Regions from separate parts of the Homo sapiens genome. Here region 1 is linked to region 2. A link is an interaction called in ENCODE POLR2A ChIA-PET data of the cell type or tissue named here. Cell type or tissue: HepG2. All regions are shown on one strand.

The links. ChIA-PET counts read pairs that join two places held together with the same protein. Peaks named below come from ENCODE experiments on the same cell type or tissue, not always from the same donor. Only the 100,000 strongest peaks of a DNase experiment are listed, where the experiment ranks them.
Region 1: POLR2A ChIA-PET joins it to region 2 with 5 read pairs; 2 of 35 experiments call an interaction of 5 or more read pairs at or near these places.

The regions. Positions count from the first base shown.
Region 1 is chr19:11,338,464-11,340,963 of GRCh38, forward strand. RAB3D (RAB3D, member RAS oncogene family) reads right to left here and starts at 1,194. Exons shown (of 5, transcript NM_004283.4): 1 at 1,006-1,194. RefSeq lists a silencer at 977-1,236. In HepG2, no CTCF peak of the experiment used is centred here; a DNase peak (open chromatin) is centred at 1,258; H3K4me3 peaks cover 1,610 bases.
Region 2 is chr19:11,235,907-11,238,406 of GRCh38, forward strand. DOCK6 (dedicator of cytokinesis 6) reads right to left here. Exons shown (of 48, transcript NM_020812.4): 15 at 2,281-2,398; 16 at 2,139-2,209; 17 at 1,735-1,873; 18 at 1,550-1,651; 19 at 887-973; 20 at 440-671. Among named protein-coding and RNA genes, the nearest start is that of ANGPTL8, 2.5 kb to the right of the region's middle. RefSeq lists enhancers at 418-1,228, 1,229-2,039. In HepG2, no CTCF peak of the experiment used is centred here; DNase peaks (open chromatin) are centred at 975 and 1,215; H3K4me3 peaks cover 1,384 bases.

The DNA.
Region 1 (2,500 bases), 100 kb after region 2:
GGTGTCAGCCACTGGGGCGCCTGCCGCCCACCAACTCATGCCAAATACAACCCCTTCTCTGAGTTCCAAGGGGAAGGGGTTTTCTATGTACAGGGCCCAGGTTTAGAGTCCAGTTCTACCCCCTAAATGGGTACTGCTATTTTCTATTTGTCAAAGGGGCCAGGCCTGTCTCCTTCTGCCCAAGGCTGACTCACTCCAGCCCCAGTCCACGGAGGCAGGAGTGAGAGTCCTTATACCCAAGGAAACGATCCCAGCCACTTAATTAACACAACCCCACCACCACGACCACTGCCGCCCACCCTTGGTCTTTCCAGGCAATCTGTCCCACGGCTAGGCTCCTTGAATCTGCCCACACTCCAACATGCTGCTTCATCCGAGTCCAAGGTGCTCCCTCAACCCTCATAACCTCTCCCAGGCCTCAGTTTCCCCAGCTGTCTATGGCCGCTGCGGGAACCGCACGGAGAGGCTGCAGAAGGCCTGGATGCAGGCGGGGCAGAGGCAGAGACAGCCCTGGCACAGCTATTTCTCAACTGCCTTTGGGGCTTTTTTCCATTTTAAACCAGGACCCAACCGGCCCCACCCCGTGTTCCAGGAGAACGAGTTTAAGGAGGGGAAGAGAAGAGGCAGGAAACCTTTCCCCACGCAGGGCAGGGCCGCAAGGCTGGGGCCCCCACCTCCCCCAGCCTTAGCTCACCTGTGTCAGTCGGTCCCGCCTCTTTCTAACCATCTGCCGACCCTCCCTCAAGCCTGGCCCCGGAGGGCTCGCCTCTGTTCCCCTTCACTAGATTTGGGGCGCCCCAGCCAATGCAGGTGGACTCAGGAGTTTCCCCCATCACCATATGGTCCCAACGCCTGTCCCCAGCTGGGCTCTCTGCCCCGCCCGCGCCCCATCAGCGCTTCCCAAGTGCCCAGCTGGGTGGGGGCGAGGGCAGAGGCGTTCCCCGCAGCCCCGCCTTTGTTCCCCAGACCCCCTACCTTCCTCCCAAACCCCCGTACCCCACAGACCTGCTCGGATGCGGAGGGGCCGGGTGGGCTGCGCTCCTTCCCAGGGGTGACCTCGCGTAGGGGGCGCCGCCTGCAGGGGTTCCGCCTGTGAACTCGCTGCGGCTTGGCCCTGGCCGCGACCCCGACCCCGCAGCCGCAGAAGCCAGCAGCCTGCAGCCACCCGGATCCCGCGCGGGCTCCGCCCAGAAGGCGGAGGAAGGGCCGTTCCCGGAGCGGGGGATGGGGGAGGACGAAGAGGGGCCGAGTCTTGGGCGGGGCTTTCAGAGAGCGGGTGGGAGGGGCTGGAAGCTGCACCAAGCGTCTAGAGCCCGTCCTAGCCAAGCAACATCTCATTTTCCCAGCTGCTTGTAAAGAGCTTCTACTATACGCACGGCTGTTAAAAGCATAGAGTCTTGGGCCTGGTTCGAGTCCCAGCTCCACCACTTTCTAGTCTTGTGGCTTTGGACGCGTTACTTAACCTCTTTGAGCCTCAGTTTCCCCATCCGTCAAGTAGCTCATAGCGAGAGTACCCAACCTCACAGAGTTGTGGGAGGATTCTGATCTGAGTTAGTGTTTGTCAAGTGCAGTGCCGGCCTTAAAGTAGGCTAGGCCAGGCGCGGTGGCCTGTAATTACAGCAGTTTGGGAGGCCGAGGCAGGAGAATCACTTGAGGCCAGGAGTTTGAGACCAGCTTGGGCATCGTAAGGAGACCTCATCTCTACTAAAAATAACAAAAATTAGCCAGGTGTGGTGGCGTGCGTCTGTAACCCCAGCTACTTGGGAGGCTGAGGCAGGAGGATTGCTGGAGACATCGAGGCTGCAGTGAGCCTTGATTGCACCACAGCACTCCAGCCTGGGCAACAGAGCAAGACCCTGTTTCAAATAAATAAAAATAAACGAGAGCTGGGCGCGGTGGCTTATGCCTGTAATCCCAGTACTTTGGGAGGCCAAGGCAGGCGGATCACTTGAGGTCAGGAATTTAAGACCAGCCTGGCCAACATGGTGAAACCTCATCTCTACTAAAAAAAAAAAAAAAAAAATACAAATATTAGGGGCTGGGCACGGTGGCTCACACCTGTAATCTCAGCACTTTGGGAGGCCGAGGTGGGCAGATCACCTGAGGTCGGGAGTTCGAGACTAGCCTGGCCAACGTGAAGAAACCCTGTCTCTACTAAAAAATACAAAATTAGCCAGGCGTGGTGACGCATGCCTGTAATCCCAGTTACTCTGGAAGCTGAGGCAGGAGAATTGCTTGAACCCGGAAGGCGGAGGTTGCAGTGAGCCGAGATCACGCCACTGCACTCCAGCCTGGGCAAAAAGAGCGAAACTCTGTCTCAAATAAATAAATAAATATACAAAAATTAGCCGAGCATGGTGGTGCACACCTGTAATCCCAACTACTTGGGAGGCTGAGGCAGGAGAATCGCTTGAACCCAGGAGGTGGAGGTTGCAGTGAGCCGAGATCGCGCCACTGCACTCCAGCCTAGACGATGGAGTGAGACTCTGTCTCAAAAAAA
Region 2 (2,500 bases):
GTCTTGCTCTGTTGCCCGGGCTGGAGTCCAGTGGCATGATCTCGGCTCACTGTCACCTCCGCCTCCCAGGTTCAAGCAATTCTCCTGCCTCAGCCTCCCGAGTAGCTGGGATTACAGGCATGCGCCACCACGCCCAGCTAATTTTGTATTTTTAGTAGAGAAGGGGTTTCTCCATGTTGGTCAGGCTGGTCTCAAACTCTCGACCTCAGGTGATCTGCCCGCCTCGGCCTCCCAAAGTGCTGGGATGACAGGCGTGAACCGCTGCACCCGGGCCAAAGGGTCACAGAAGACCTTCTCTGGGTGCAGGGGACTGGAGGTCATTTTTCAGATGAGAAAAATGGCCAGAGAGGTAAATGGGCTTATAGAAGATCCCTCAGGACCTCAGGACTGAGAAGCCATGTGGATGGGGAAACTGAGGTCTGAGGCCACATTCGCTTACCAATCTGGCCACTGATGATCGGGGGCCTGATGACCAGACGCACGAGCTTGTCCAGCACGTGGTGGGAGAAGGCCACAAGGGGTTCGGGGCTGGCCAGGCGCAGTGCTGCAAGACTGGCCCGCAGCTCCTGCTCCACGTTGCCCTCGCTCAGCACAGTGTCCTTGAGCCGGAATGGGAAGGCTCCCTCCTCCAGGACGTGCACCAGGGTGAAGAATTTGTCCAGGTAGGGGTCCTGGGTAGGGATGTGGAGTGAGCAGGGTGGGGCCTCAGGGAATGAAGACCACCCCTGCCTGAATCAGCAGCTTCCCTTAAAGCTGGGTCCAGCTGACCAAAGTCACGTCCAAGGCCTGAGGCCAGACCTCCCCGGCCATCGGCAACTGTTACTCAATCGTAGGGCAGGCAAGAGGGGAGCAGGGCGGGACTCTTGGTTCCCGGCCCACCCCGTACCTGGGGGTGCACAGAGGACACGGCTGTGAGCTCCACACTGAACACGCCCTTGTGACCGTCCACCCAGCGCATGCCCGGAAGCGCCACCTGTGGGAGGGAGGCACCAGGTGGGCACTGGTCAGCCCTCCCTGACTGATCAGGTCACCCAGCGGCCCCAGCCATTGCGACACTGCAGCGTGAGTGTAGCCCGGTCTGGGGGTGCAGCCAAGCACCCTGCCCCCAGCCCTGGTCCCAGTAGACTGAGAGGGTCCACTGGGCAGGCTGGAAATCCACATGCCAAGACGGGGGCAGAGAATGGAGACACAGGGTGAATGAATATTCATTGAGTAGGTCAGGAAACAGGATAGGAGGATTTGAGGCCTAGGGTCATTAACAATGGTGCATTCATGGGGAATGATAAGGTACTACGAGGGCAGGGGACAGTGATCAGGAAGGCAGTCAGGGTGGCTAAAGTGGGAATGGAGCAGAGAGGCAATGGGAATCTTTGGGGAGGACATGTAGGACACAGAGAGGCATTAATAGGGGAATAATGAGCTACACGGGGGCCCTGGAGGCACCAGTAGAGGATAACAAGCCTCCCAGGATTGACAGGAAGGAAGGCAGGTGACTCGGGAGTGCTTCTGGGGACAGTGCATTGGCAGGCAGGAGCTCCAGGGCACATACATCGGGTGTGAGCACGGAATAGCTGGGCGGCGGCTGGTCCACAGACACTGGGAGACAGAAGGGGCCGGTCCTCAGGCGCCCGTGCTGCAGCAGTGGGATCCACTGGGGAGAGGCTGGAGGTCAGGTCTGCGGCCAGGTTGGGGGACGAGGAGGGCTCAGGGGGAGGGAGGGAGGGGACGGCTCACAGTAAAGCCCACGGGTGTCTCCAGGGCAGTGCCCGGCCGGGGCTGGCAGCTGACATGGTAGAAGGTGAACAGCAGGTGATGGTTCTCTGTCACGCAGGCTGGAAGATGCAGCTTGAACTCCTCGTAGAACTCGGGGGACCTGGCAGAATCGGGCTGGGGGATCTGCTGGGGGCTGGGGTCCCCACTGTCTGCCCCATCACCTCTGCCATGCCACGCCCTTATTGCTGCTAGGCCCCACTGTCTCTGCTGTCTGCCTCAGCTTCCCTCATTAGCACTCTGGGAGCCTCTACCTCTCTTCTTCCTGTCCCCCATCTTCCCATCGATGCTGCCTTATGTGTATATATAAGGGACATCCTCCTACCCCCATGAGTGCCCCCAAGTTCCTCACGTGTCCCCCTACATACTTGTTATGGTAGACCACCGGTGTGAAGGCCTCGCGGGTAAATTCACTGCAGCTGGACTTGCCAAAGATGACCTGGGAGAGTGGATTCATGAGGGACCCATGGGGGATGCCCTACCCCCCTTCCCTGGGGCACAGCCACTGACCGGCAGAGCCTGGCTGGGGTCCTCGCCTGTCATGTACTGCACTCGCACAGCAAGGTTGCGCACGGAGCCCTGGCGGCTGCTGAAGTTGAGGCTGTGCGGGTACACGTACAGCAGGTTCCTGTGGGGGGCAGGATGGGGGTGTCAGAGGGACAGGGGCCCTGAAGGTGCACATACAAGGCTGGGGTGATGGGACAAGGCTGGCTGGGAGCACAGACAGTCC